2 separate regions of the Homo sapiens genome follow, and region 2 is linked to region 1. Evidence: read pairs that join two places in POLR2A ChIA-PET (ENCODE). Cell type or tissue: HepG2. All regions are shown on one strand. Each heading gives the region's core, and the rest is flanking DNA. Links, peaks and the distances in the headings are about the cores only.

The links. Peaks named below come from ENCODE experiments on the same cell type or tissue, not always from the same donor. Only the 100,000 strongest peaks of a DNase experiment are listed, where the experiment ranks them.
Region 2: POLR2A ChIA-PET joins it to region 1 with 7 read pairs; 9 of 35 experiments call an interaction of 5 or more read pairs at or near these places.

Annotation. Positions count from the first base shown.
Region 1 is chr14:24,191,986-24,199,913 of GRCh38, forward strand. It overlaps TM9SF1 (transmembrane 9 superfamily member 1), which reads right to left and starts at 3,456. Exons shown (of 6, transcript NM_006405.7): 1 at 3,361-3,456; 2 at 2,690-3,051; 3 at 663-1,284; 4 at 186-371. The coding sequence starts at 3,034. RefSeq lists enhancers at 3,036-3,735, 3,805-3,864, 4,115-4,354 and silencers at 3,225-3,404, 3,545-3,604. In HepG2, for the core only: no CTCF peak of the experiment used is centred there; DNase peaks (open chromatin) are centred at 3,726, 4,256 and 4,576; H3K4me3 peaks cover 2,719 bases.
Region 2 is chr14:24,318,690-24,324,865 of GRCh38, forward strand. ADCY4 (adenylate cyclase 4) reads right to left here. Exons shown (of 25, transcript NM_001198568.2): 15 at 5,618-5,702; 16 at 5,373-5,510; 17 at 4,655-4,765; 18 at 4,215-4,399; 19 at 3,935-4,019; 20 at 3,377-3,535; 21 at 1,053-1,199; 22 at 640-747; 23 at 409-523; 24 at 1-89. Among named protein-coding and RNA genes, the nearest start is that of LTB4R, 10 kb to the left of the region's middle. RefSeq lists an enhancer at 2,923-3,882. In HepG2, for the core only: no CTCF peak of the experiment used is centred there; no DNase peak of the experiment used is centred there; H3K27me3 peaks cover 3,107 bases.

The sequences.
Region 1 (7,928 bases), core at 1,984-5,983:
TTTTGTTATAGAGAGAGGGTCTCACTATGTTGTCTAGGCTTGTCTCAAACTTTTGGGCTCAAGTGATCCTCCGGCCTCGGTCTCCCAAAGTGCTAGGATTACAGGTGTGAGCCACTGTGACCAGCCACAATGTGTTCTTCATTCCTAAGTCCAGAAAGGCCCACCAGGGAAAGGAAAGTCCTCACCAGAGAAGAGACTGGTGGTGAGAATGATGTTCCACACCCAACGCTCGCCTCCAATCTGCCGGTAGAAGTGGCTGGACACGTAGCCAGAGATGCAGCAGGTCAGGGCATACAACAAGATGGCTGCTGAGTTAATGGCCCCATGACGGTGCACATTGAACATGCCCAGCAGTGCCATGACAATAATGCCTGCAGGACGGTAGCGGAAAGCCCAAGTTAGGCCTCACCTGTGTCTCTTCTAGCAATTTCAGAGGAATCAGCCCCCCTTCTCCCAGACCCAGGGCCTCCAGCAAAACAATCTCCCCCAGTTTTGCTATCCAGAAAATCTACAATAGAATACGTGCATTCTTGCTAGAGCCACCCTATCCCTTAGGTCTGCCCCTCTGGATAGAAGAGAAGATCCACAGACCTTTTCTGAACAAACTCCCTACCTAGTTCTATCCCATGAGATAAATCCCCAATTCATTTTTATCACCTCACCAGTGCCAAGGGCCAGGAACTGGGCACCCACGCCAAGCACAGCACAGAGCAGACCACGGTATGGGGGGAAGCGGAAGACATCTGTATGGATAATTTTCCAGCCATTGTCACCCTGGTCAAAGTCATCACCAGAACCTGCAGAGGTGGTCTCCTCATCTAAGTTGTACCGAGCCAGGTCATTCCGAAGCACACGCATTAGAATGACAGCCACAAAACCCACCAGTAAAAACACAAGCACCATGGAGTTGATGATGGACAACCAATGGATTTCCAGTGTTCGAGGAAAGAAACCACCATCGTCACCACGGCGCCTGTCACTCCGACGCTCCACTGAAGTCTCAGACCAGCGCACGCTATAAGTGTGGGTAAGGCCTAGGAACTCGTCAGGTCGTAACCCATCCAAGCTGTGGGGCTTGACGTCCCGCACTGAAACATTGGCAAATATAATTCGGTCTCCATGGAATTCTAGGTGGAAGTCCAAATGGGTCCAGAGTCCTATCTTGTGGCTGTGTGGCAGGAAACCACTCTCCTCCATGTAGCCCACAAAGCCCCGGATTGGCAAGTCATCTACCACAAATTCAAAGTAGTACAGTTCTTCAATGGCCTGGCGCAGCTGCTCCACCTATAAAGAGCAAGTCAGGAGTTGGTCACACAAGATCTCCCCAGGCGCAGAGTTACAGCAAAGTTTCTCACCTTCAGCACTACTGATATTTTGGGGTGGATAATTCTTTTTTTTCGAGATGGAGTCTTGCTCTGTCACCCAGGCTGGAGTGCAGTGGTGCGATCTCGGCTTACTGCAACTTCTGCCTCCTGGGTTCAAGCAATTCTCCTGCCTCAGCCTCCCGAGTAGCTGGGATTACAGGCGCCCACCACCACACCCAGCTAATTTTTGTATTTTTAGTAGAGACAGGGTTTCACCATGTTGGCCAGGCTAGTCTCAAATTCCTGACCTCATGATCTGCCTGCCTCGGCCTCCCAAAGTGCTGGGATTGGTCGGGTGCGGAGGCTCATGCCTGTAATCCCAACACTTTGGGAGGCCGAGGCGGGCAGATCACGAGGTCAGGAGATCGAGACCATCCTGGCTAACACGGTGAAACCCCGTCTCTACTAAAAATACAAAAAATTAGCTGGGCGTGGTGGCGGGCGCCTGTAGTCCCAGCTACTCGGGAGGCTGAGGCAGGAGAATGGCGTGAACCCGGGAGGTGGAGCTTGCAGTGAGCCGAGATTGCGCCACGGCACTCCAGCCTGGGCGACAGAGCAAGACTCTGTCTCAAAAAAAAAAAAAAAGTGCTGGGATTACAGGAGTGAGCCACCACACCCAGCCTGGGTTGGATAATTCTTTGTCATAGTGGGGTTATCCCGTGCACTGTAGGATGTAGCTTTCCTGGCCTCTTCCCATTCTATGCTGGTAGTACCCCCCCAGCTGTAACAACAAAAAATGTCTCCAGACATTGCTAAATGTCCCTTGGGGGACAAAACTGTTCCCTGTTGACAATCACTGGGTTAGACTCTAGTATGTTGAGATTCTCCAAAAAAGAGCAAGTATGGCTTGACAGGGTTAAGGCCTAGAAAAAGGAGAGCGGTGAGGTATAAGGAGGTCTGGAGTGGACTAAGGAGAAGTACCAGGATTCACTAAAGAAAAAGCATGACAGGGAAGTTTAGGTAGAGACTACAGGAAACAGCTAAGAAACAGCCAAGAGGTAGGCATGGAAGGAAACAGAACTATGTGGGACTGATAGTTGGGACCTCATGACCAACAGAGAAGCTTGCAGTAAGAAACCCTGGGCTCTGATATCAGTTCTGCAAATCACTGTCCATGTAATCTTGAAAAAAGTAACTTCTGAGCAAGTATGTATCTTAGTCAACTGAATTAGAATAGCATCACCTAACCTGCCTGCCACACTGGGTTGTATTGTAGTTAGAATCAAATCAGACAATTTCCATAAAGGTACCCTGAACCATAAATGTAAGGCACTGTTAGTCTCTGGGAAGGAGGGCTACGTGATAGCCAATGTGGAGAGGCTGACCTGTGCAGAACTGAGCTGCATGTGGCACAGAATTCTCTTCTCCACGTTTTCCCGAAAGCGGATCTCATACAAAGACTCAGCCATTCGGTCCCCATCCAGCACTTCACCCAGGCTAAGGCTTTTGTGACGTATCTTCTCAGGGCAGCAGACTGGAAGCTGATAGTAGTGGTAAGTTTCCTGAGGGTTATGGTAGGGTCCCACTTTGTTGACATACAGAATAACAGGGTCGCCGGCCTTGTAGTGTGTCACGCCTTCCACCCCTGGCCCATGGCCTGTGCCCAGCAACAGTATCAGGATTGGCAACCACTGGCAGCTCCAACTTCGAGGGTTCCCTACGACTGTCATCCTTAAGGCAGTGGAACCTGTTTGGGGGAATCCTGAGGTTATAGAAACCAGGGAGGTTACAGAAACCCCAGGTCAGGTGCCTCGAACTGAGGTCCCCTGGCTCCACTTGCTCCCATTGGCCCCCTCCCCGCCTCACCCTACCCCACGTCTCTCTATCCCAAAGACCCCGCTCCACCTCTGCTCTCTCATCCTCCCAACCTGGGGTTCACCCCACCCGCAGCCCGTCTGGCCCGGGGCCTCTACTACGCGCCCTGGCCCGTTTCCATGGCAACGCCGCTCGGTCTCGCACCTCGGGTCCCTTCCCGCCACAGCCCCGGGGTCCTCACCGCGCGGGAAGGGCTGGCCGAGGCGGCGCCAGCGGCCTTCGCGCCCCCGTAGCTGCCTTTGGGCTCCTGCTGGGGTCTCTCCCACAGCGGCGCGGTAGCGGCGGGTTGGAGAGGACCTGCCGACCGACTTCTACGGGGTTGCCCGTTGCTGCGCCTGACAGCGGCGGCTGCGGCTACACCGCGCTGGACACCGCTCTGGCTTACTCAAGAACTCCCCGTTGCGCCTTCTCCATCTGGAGGCCCGGCCCAGCTCCGGGGACCCCGTGAGGCTCGGCTTGCCCCGCCCGTCTTCGGCGAGGCGGGGGTCCTCCCGGCGATCGGCAGCGCGGCCCAGGACACGTCAGTCTTACCACTTCCGCCCTCACCGGCGGCGACCTCAGCCTGGCGGAAAGCTCCTTGCCTGGAACGCAGAGGGCCTTCGCTGCTGCGGCCCCTGGGGACTCCTTCGCGACGGCTTCCCGGGGAGGGGGCTGAGGCCTGGCAGCGAGGACCCTGACACCCCTTCGGGAGAGGAGTGGCTGCTAGGCCGCTCGCTTGCTCCTGGAAAGATTTGGGGTTTGAGAGCTCTTGGCCAGGAGGCTCGCGCTGGCCGAGGCCCGAGAGCTGTCCCCGCGGGACGGGACTAGCGAGGGCCGGGGAGATGGAGCGCAGGCGGCGTCTGGGTTCGAAGCACTTTCCGGCTGAACCACCTGCTGCTGAGGCTGAGCCCTGAGAGGCGGTTCGTGGCCCCCAAACCGGGGAAGGGGCGAAGCTTTGGGCATCTGTCCCATGCAAGGGTCCCAACATCTGAATCTCACCTCACTCGTCTCCCACCTGTCACGAATGGCCAGCGCCAAAGTGATAAATATGTAATAGGAATGTCTTCCCGAGGCTGTGCTGGAGACTTCCCTGGCCGCACAGTGACCGTTCAGAGCCCACGATAAGCAAGCCGAAACCCGGTTTGGCGCAGAGGCGCGCAAGGAGAGAGGTCTGTCCTTTGACTCTGTGAGTTGGGCAGCCTAACATGGTTATTGTTAATTGACGGTAAAGTATCTCGAGGTCCGTTAGTCTATGTTTTTGTTCTTATTTATCACTGTGTATGTCTTTGGGCTTCTCTTCACTTTGTATGGCAGATTATTTTGAAAAAGTTTACCCTTGTGTTTGTCTCAGCTGTTTTAAAGGGGATCTGCCGTCTAGGGAGTTCCCCTTGAAAATCGGACCTTTGAGCAGTGACTTCTGTTTTGCCACCTGGGAGCAACGTGTAAGGAAGTGGACTTAAGCTTCTCTCTCCCCAGGGGAAGAAGCACAGTGGAAAAATCACAAGTGACTTCTGGCCTGAAAAGCCCTTAATTTACCTGCTTCTACAATTACTGCCCTTTCTGACCCAGTTCTTTCCCTGCAGATATAGGTGAGGTTCAAAGAAGCAGATGGTGGAGTTTTGTTAGACAATCAGTGAATTTTCTAATTAGAAAAAGAACTGAGGTCGGGCGCGGTGGGCTCACGCCTGTAATACCAGCACTTTGGGAGGCCAAGGCGGGCAGATCACCCGAGGTCGGGAGTTCGAGACCAGCCTAACATGGCGAAACCCTGTCTCTACTAAAAATACAAAAAAATTAGCTGGGCCTGGTGGCGGGCGCCTGTAACCCCAGCCACTTGTGAGGCTGAGGCAGGAGAATAGCTTGAACCTGGGAAGCGGAGGTTGCAGTGAACCGAGATCAGGCCATTGCACTCCAGCCTGGGCAACAGAGCGGGACTCCATCTCAAAAAAAAAAAAAAAAAGAAAAAGAAAAAGAAAAAAGAACAAGAACTGAGAGTGGCTTAGAAATAATCTCTAACTGACAACCACCTGGTCTCTAAAGCCAGAAACTTGGGCCTCTTTCTCTCTATCTTCCCGCTCAGATATCAGTGTCACCAAGCCCTCTCCACTTATTTCCTGAATATCTTCCAGATGCTTGCCTCCACCTCTTTGGTTCAGGCTCCATCTTCTCTCACCTAAACTACCATGAGAGCCACCTTGCTAGTCTCCTAGTCACCTTCCCCCTGGGTCATTTTTCACACTGCTACTGGAAAGTTTCTTTTTTAAAATCAGGATTCTCAGGGGAGGGGGTGCCTGGTCATCAGCATTTTTTTTTTTTTAAAAAAAGCAAGCACTGAGGCCGGGCGTAGTGGCTCACTCCTGTAATCCCAGCACTTTGGGAGGCCGAGGTGGATTACCTGAGGTCGGGAGTTCAAGACCAGCCTGTCCAACATGGTGAAACCCCGTCTCTACTAAAAATACAAAAAAAATTAGCCGGGCATGGTGGCTCATGGCTATAACCCCAGCCACTTGGGAGGCTGAGGCAGGGTAATCGCTTGAACCCAGGAGGCGGAGGTTGCAGTGAGCTGAGACTGCACCATTGCACTCCAGCCTGGGCAACAAGAACCAAACTCTGTCTCAAAAAAATAAGCACTGATTTTGATGTATACCCAGATTATATGAGCATACAAGGTAGAGTCAAAATAGCCTGGCATATGAGACTGCTCAGACCTGGATCCTAATTACTTCTCAAGGTACATTCCCCTTCTGGAACCCTATTCTGTATTCAAATAGAAATACTGAATATCATATTCTCTCAAGCCGGCAAGCCTCATATTGTTCCTCCTGCCTAAACCACCCAATCTCCTATTCCCTACTTATCTTTTTTTTTTTTTTTTTTGAGACAGAGTCTCGCTCTGTTGCCCAGGCCGGAGTGCAGTGGCGTGATCTCTGCTCACTGCAAGCTCCGCCTCCCAGGTTCACGCCATTCTCCCGCCTCAGCCTCCCGAGTAGCTGGGACTACAGGTGCCTGCCACCACGCCCGGCTAATTTTTGTTTTTGTATTTTCAGTAGAGACGGGGTTTCACAGTGTTAGCCAGGATGGTCTCGATCTCCCAACCTCATGATCTGCCCGCCTTGGCCTCCCAAAGTGCTGGGATTACAAGTGTGAGCCACCGTGCCTGGCCTTTTTTTTTTTTTTTTTTTTTTTTTGAGACAGTCTCACTGTCAACCAGGCTGGAGTGTAGTGGTGTGATCTCAGTTCACTGCAACCTCCACCTCCGAGTTCAAGCGATTCTCCTGCCCCAGCCTCCCGAGTAGCTGGGACTACAGGTGCGCACCACCATGCCCGGCTAATTTTTGTATTTTTTAGTAGAGATGGGGTTTCACCATATTGGCCAGGCTGGTCTCGAACTCCTGACTTCGTGATCCGCCCGCCTTGACCTCCCAAAGTGCTGGGATTACAGGCATGAGCCACTGCACCTGGCCTTATCCTTTTTTTTTGAACAGTGCAAATGTCACCTTCTCTATAAAGCCTTCCCTTACATCTCCTCCCAGGTTTGTTTATAGCATATCTCACTGTAGTGTTATTTTACTTCTTATGTGTCTGTCTCCCTTGCTAATTTCAAACTCCTCAGAGGAAGACTGTAATTTATTCATCTCTGTTTCCTCAGGACCTAGCAGTGTTTTTGTATATGTTAGGCAGCTTAATACATGATCTTCGCATGAACTGGTTTACCCCCTGTACATGATGAGAGACTAGAGTTGCCACCAAGTTACCTATCCGGGGGCCAGCCTGTGGGATCAGATGGGCAGGATTGGGTGGGCCCCCTTACCATGGTGTGCCCTGGAAAACTGCTCATCTTGCTAGATTGAGGATATAGAGCTGGCTTCCAACAGAACTTTGGAACCATCCTGCCAGCAAGGTCAGACTGTCAATAAATGGGAATTTATTGCATGCCTGTGGCATAATCTGTTCTTGAAGTATTCTGTTTTGGAGGATGGAAGATATGAGAATTTGGATTCTTCCCTTGTTCTTTTCTCTGCCCCTCTGTCCCCCACTGATATAGTTTGGATAGTTATCCCTGCCCAAATCTCATGTTGAAATGTAATCCCCAATGCTGTAGGTGGGTCCTGGTGGGAGGTTTTTGGATCATGGGGGCGGACCCCTCATGGTTTGGTGTAGTATTTACCCTATGAGTTCTCACAAGATCTGGTTGTTTAAAAGCGTGTGGCACCTCCACCACAACTCTCTCTCTCTCACTCCCATTCTCACCACGTGATGTCCCTGCTTCCCCTTCACCTTCCGTTTTGATTATAAGCTTCCTGAGGCCTCCCCAGAAGCTGAGCCAGCACCATGCTTCCTATACAGCCTGCAGAACGGTGAGCCAATTAAACCTCTTTTCTTTTCTTTTCTTTTTTTTTTTTTTTTTTTTTGAGACGGAGTCTTGCTCTGTCGCCAGGCTAGAGTGCAGTGGTGTGATCTTGGCTCACTGCAACCTCCCCCTCCCAGGTTCAAGTGATTCTCCTGCCTCAGCCTCCAGAGTAGCTGGGACTACAGCCACACACCACCATGCCCAGCTAATTTTTGTATTTTTAGTAGAGATGTGGTTTCACCATGTTGGCCAGGATGGTCTTGATCTCTTGACCTTGTGATCCGCCTGCCTAATTTGGCCTCCCAGAGTGTTGGGATTACAGGCGTGAGCCACTGCACCCGGCCTAAACCTCTTTTCTTTACAAACTACCCAGTCTCATGTTTTTGTTTGTTTTTGTTTTTGAGACAGGGTCTCACTTT
Region 2 (6,176 bases), core at 2,089-6,088, 130 kb after region 1:
GCTGGCCACGTTCACTGTGTTGCCCCAAATGTCATATTGCGGCTTCTGGGCCCCAATAACTCCAGCTACTACGGGTCCATGGTTCAACCCTAATGAGGGATGTGGTAATGACAGACTTGGAGAAGGAAGAGGGGAAGAGGAAGCCACAAGGAACTGGAAGGAAGGGAGAAGAGCCTGGGGGGCCCTAGAGGAGAGGAGGGGTCTCTAAGGGCTGGAGGAATGTAGCTTAAGAAAAAGAGTGGGAGAGCCTCGTACCTCCTTGCCCAGCACCTTCACACCCCATCCCAGGGAGTGAGTCAGGAAAGGGGCTTCAGGATGAACTGGGAGCAGCTAACAAAGGACTTGGAGTGGGGCAAGCTCAGGAAGGTGAGGAGGTACCAGACTGCTGCAGCAGGGGAAGTCTCTCACCCACTCGCAGGCGGAAGTTGTTGAATGAATGCTTGTTGATGACGTCCAGCTTAGACCCCAGGGCCACGGCAAATTCCACCATAGTGCCAAGGTGGCTGCAGCTCCGTTCAGCATCCTGGCAATGGGCCCGCCCACCAGGGTGGGCCAGTGAGGGCACAGGAATAAGTCCCACTAATAAGCCCATCAATGAGAGCCCAGAGGAGGATGGTAGGTAAGGAAGGGTTGCCGTACCTGTTGTGCATCCTGTCCAGAGGTGGCATTTAAGCCTGTGGCTGCCATGTAGGTGCTGCCGATGGTCTTGATCTTCTCCACCCCACTGAACTTGGGCTTGGAGAGCAGCTGTATATAGAGAAGAGTCCTGTCCCCAGTCTCTCTTACTCTCTCCATCACCTCTCCCAGAAGCCCAGCCCCAAGCCTTTGGAGTTAAAGGATCAGGCTGTGGGAGTGGAGATAGTGTCAGGAAGGAGAGGGTTGGTGGTGGGCAGTGTTGCTGGAGTGGGTAGATCTGGGGGATCAGAGGAGGTGAGGGAGTACTGTGGAGGGGAGGATTGACTTCATGGCCAGAAAAGCAAAGTGGAAGGAGGTACTGGTGGAAAATTCTAGAATCTAGGACATAGGGTCTGGGAGACTCTTGGAATTTTCACCTCATCAAAATCAGCAATTATCTCATTGAGCAGCCTCAGACACTCTAGGCCCTCATGATTGATGTTGGATTCAGAGTAGAACTCCTTGAAGTCTGGGACTGAGGCGAAGAGGACACAAACGCATTCATAGGACTGGTGGTAGAGATCCTGGGGGAACAGGAGACTGGAGTGAGGGGTGTGTGTCATGTTCCTCTCCCTTCTAGAGGTCTGCGTGGGGCCCTCCTCCCCATGTCCACACTCCTGGTCTCCCTGTTTAAGAAGAATTGGGAAGGAGGGAGAGGAGTAGGGCCAGGCTACCCCAGGGAAGTGACTTAGGAGTCAAAGCTTAGATCTCATTGTAATTCTAGAAGAGACAGAGGTTTGGCGTTAGGATCACCTCACAGCAACACGAAGGGAGTCACTCCTAGAACTGGGATCCTGTCAATGTGAATTATTTCTATATCCTATCTTATTGCTGAAAGGTGTTTAAGTCAATTAAGCCGGCTACAAAACCAAGGGTAAAATGTGTTTAAGTGTTTAAGTCAGTTAAGATAGGTACAAAATGAAAGATGAAGTAAGCAACAATAGGGACTATGAGGCAAAGGGAAAATAAGGGTAAGATAATAAAGATGGAATCAGATCTGAGGGTGGTTCACAAAATGAGTGCCATGAAATCCTATTTAGTCTTAGATTTTGGCTCTCAGCTTTCTAGCAGCCAAAGTGAAGAGAGAAAAGGATCGATTACAAGATTCCTTGTGTCTGTAAGAGAAGAAACCAGAAAAGAACTACTGATCTTGAGAGCAGGGAGCAGGCGGTGGGGGCATAAGGCTGTGAAAGAGCTCCTGAGCTGTTTCTTTTAACATCCCTCAATATGAGCCAAGAGCATTTCCACAGCAGAGGGCCAGCAGATGATACAAATAAGATGGTACAAATATGTGGGTGAATTTCTGATGGTTTGGCGCTAGCAAGATTTTTGAGGATCTAGAGCAGCAGCATCCAATAGAAATTTTTGCAATGGAAACATTCCCTATGTGCAGTGTCCAATAGGGTGGCCACTAGCTACGAGTGGCTGTTGAGCCCTGGAAATGTGGCTGGTGCAACTGAGGAACTGAATATTTTATTTTAATTAATTAACATTAAAATTTCATATGGCTAATGGCTACCATATTGGATAGTGCAGGTCTAGAGAGAGGGGTGGACTGTATCCTCTAGACCAGCAGTCCCCAACCTTTTTGGACCCAAGGATGGGTTTCATGGAAGACAAGTTTTCCACGCACCCAGGCTGTGGTGGGGGATGGTTTTGGGATGAAACTGTTCTACTTCAGATCATCAGGCATTAGTTATTAGGTTGGTGCAAAATTAATTGCATTTCTTTTTTTTTTTTTTTTTTGCCATTAAAAGTAATTACTTTTAGGCCGGGTGCGGTGCGCCTGTAATCTCAGCATTTTGGGAGGCCAAGGTGGGTGGATCACCTGAGATCAGGAGATCGAGATCAGCCTGACCAACATGGTGAAACCCTGTCTCTACTAAAAAAAAAAAATATAAAAAAAATTAGCCAGGCATGGTGGCAGGCGCCTGTAATCCCAGCTACCTGGGAGGCTGAGGCAGGAGAATTGCTTGAACCCAGGAGGCGGAGGTTTCAGTGAGCTGAGACCGTGCCATTACATGCACTCCAGCCTGAGCGACGAGAGTGAAACTCTGTTGCACTCCAGCCTGAGCGACGAGAGTGAAACTCTGTTGCACTCCAGCCTGAGCGATGAGAGTGAAACTGTGTCTTAAAAAAAAAAAAAAGTAATTACTTTTAATTATATTACTTTTAATGGCAAAAACTGCGATTAATTTTGCACCAGCCTAATAGATTTTCATAAGGAGTGTACAACCTAGACCCCTTGCATGTGCAGTTCACAATAAGGTTCAAGTTCCTATGAGAATCTGATGCTGCTACTGATCTGACAAGAGGCAGAGCTCAGGCGGTAGTGCTGGCTCACCGCTCACCTCCTGCTGTGTAGCCCAGTTCCCAACAGGTCATGGACTAGTATCAGTCTGCGGCCTGGGGGCTGGGGACCCCTGCTCCAGACAGCTCCCATCAACGCCTAGGCTTCTGGAATGTATGGAATGGTCATGAGTTAGAGAAGACATGCCTTCCAAGTAAGAATTTGAAATGCAGTTTTGTGCTCACCAAAGAAAGAATCTAAGATGTTGTGAAAACAAAGACGCTTGACAAGCACAAGGGCTTGGGTGACCCTTCTGGGGGTTCTAGAGAAAACGGGCCATAGGTCAAGGCTTTCATCTGAAATTAGGCCCTATGGCATCCGTGGCTCAGGAGTCAGGGGGTCAGGAGTCACCTCGTTGCGCCGGTTCTGGCCAATGAACTGGGGGGCCACGTGTGCAGGGAGCACGTTCTCCAAGAGCAGCCGAGTCAGGTTCTCCATCGTCTCTGTCTCCTCCCTCTCCTGCCTCAGCTTCTTCTTCCACAGGAAGTCCAGGCGGCAGTAGTACTCATTCTGGGGAGGGTCACCCGGGGCCATGGGGAGACACAGAGCAGGGGAAGCCCAGCTCCTGAGTGTTCAGCCCCAACTCCATGATGCCTGAAACCACCCCCACCCCACCCCCAGTTTAGAAGTAGAGCTTAAGGTGTAAGTATACTTGGAGAGAGACTATCCTTGAAATTAGATTCAGACTAGGGATAGAGAATTGGCAGCAGACTTTTTCTAAAGCATGGGCTTTCCCAGATAGGGGTGTGGGAGAAAGGAGGGGCAGGGAGTGAAGGAGAAGAAAGGAAGCAGGAAGGCTCGCTTAGAAGCTTCCAATGGGCATTCAACCCTGGAGATTAGAAAGATCAAGTCACAGATATGGGGGCCACTCATAGGTGGGCCCTGGTGGGGCTGAGCTGGGTGACTTACCTGGCGAGCCAGGACAAGGAGGGTGAAGAAGAAGATGAAGAAGGAGATAGCACCCATCAGTTTGGGCTCCTTCAGCACTCCGGGCCTGAAGGGGCCATGGATCAGGGTGACCCCTTGCTTTCCCCCTTCCTGGCCTTCTCCCTGCCCCCATGTAGGCCTCCGCTTCCCTCCCACTTTGCCCTGTGGGTGATTCAGGTCGGTGAGGCCAGGACAGCTCTGCTGTATCCCATCTCACCCCATCCCAGGGGGCCCGGCACCTCTGTCCAGCAGCTGTGCACACCTGGAGTCCAAGGGGCCCAGATAGAGGCGGACGATGAGGCATTCCGACAGCCAGGCATGGGAGTGCAGGAAGAGGGAGCAGGATGCCGCCAGCCACAGCAGGAGCAGCAGCAGCTTCAGCTCGAAGCTCATGTGCAGAAAGAGGGAGCAGGAGAGGAAGCCCAGCGTGCAGCAGTGCATGGAGTACTGTGGGGCCAGGCAGGGGTCAGGAGTGGGCATGTCCCATAGGCAGAGGGGGGACACCTGAGGGCTCCCTTCCTGTCCCTCCCAGGCCCAGGTCCTATCTGGGAGACAGGGGGCATCATACACACTGATACACACTGGGTGTGACTTATGTCTGTTCTAATCCACAGAATGGAGCGTTCCTCCACTCAGGGGGCTGTGGGCTTGGGCTGAGGAAGGGTGTGCAGAAGGAGATTAAGGGCATGTGGGAACACTCACTGGGACACTGATGAGAGGCAGAGACCCAGGGAGCTCCCAGGAGAGGTTGGAAATCATGGAGGACACATTGGGAGCTTGGAAAGGGCAGTCTGATGATGTTGGGAAGAAGAACTGCAGAGGAGATGAGGAGTTGAAGAGGCAGGTAGCTTCTTGGGCACAGTGGTGGCTTGTGCTGGGTTTCAGCTGACCCAGGGATGAGTCAGGGGAAGACTCGTCCAAAGGGGTGGATCCTGCTATTTCTGGTTGGGAAGGGAACCTCAGCACTGGGGTCCTCACTCGGGGAGGAGTTATGTGAGGGGCGTCAAGAGTACTCCTCTGACTCTGAGCCACTGTGTGAGCTCTTGCCAGCCACTTAGCCTCTCTGGGCCTTAGTTTCTTCTTCTGTAACTTGGCTGGTGGGTGATTCCCAGGTGCCCACCAGGAATAGAATTCTAGGAATGAGTCTAAATCCTGAAGAATCAGCCAAGTGATCTAAGTAATAAGTAACTGCCTACACAGAAAAAAGATAAGAAGGACATTCACCGAAGTGTTATCAACAACTATTATGCCCAGATGGTAGATTGCTGGAGACTGTAATTTTTTTCTTTCTATTTGTACAACATTTCCAGCATCCCCTGGGCTTAGTCCAGCTGCCTGCCCAAATCCAGGGGTTCCCTTTCAGTCCCTGGCAGGTCCAACATGCCCTCATGGGGGTGGATAGGGCCCCCTCTGTCCTCACCAGGCTGGTAATGGCCATGGCAAAGACAAGGAGGATGGTGGCGGTGCCCAAGGCTATTCTCAGTCCTGGTCGTGTGGCCACCAGGCCAGACAGTGCAGGCAGCCAGTGCAGCATCTTGGGGCCTTTCAGGACACACCTCTGTGGAGGGAGCATGGGCATCTTAGCCACGGGGCTGGGGCACCCTCTTCAGGACAGGTTGTGACCAGGGCTCCGGCATACCACTTCCACCCCTCAGCCCACCTCACCATCAGGTCCTCTGAGAAGCAGACAAAAAGGATGAGGAGGAAGAGGAGGAAGGTGATGCTATACGTGATGGCCAGAGCTGGGGGCCTGAAGGGAGACAAAAGCGAGGCCTTGAAGTGCCAGAACAGGCTCCCTGTGTGCTATGAAGGTGCTGTGTGAGCTGGGTGGGAGATAGGGGAAGTGGTTCTGGGGAATCTGGGTTGGCTGGCGATGGGGTCCCGGCTGATAGAAGACATTGCATTCTGATGATCTGGGTTGGCTGGCTTAAGGGTCTAGAGCAGTGTCGAGGTGGAACAGGGACCCATATGGTGGGGAGTGGGGGCTCACAAGAATGGCTGAGGCTACGGCAGACTGATCTCTGGGCCTTTAGCCCAAAGCTCTTTAACTTGGCTGAGTTTTTTTTTTTTCTTTTTTTTTGAGGCGGAGTCTCGCTCTGTTGCCCTGGCTGGAGTGCAGTGGTGTGATCTTGGCTCACTGCAAACTCCGCCTCCCGGGTTTGAGCGATTCTCCTGCCTCAGCCTCCCGAGTAGCTGGGATTACAGGCGCCTGCCATCTCACCCA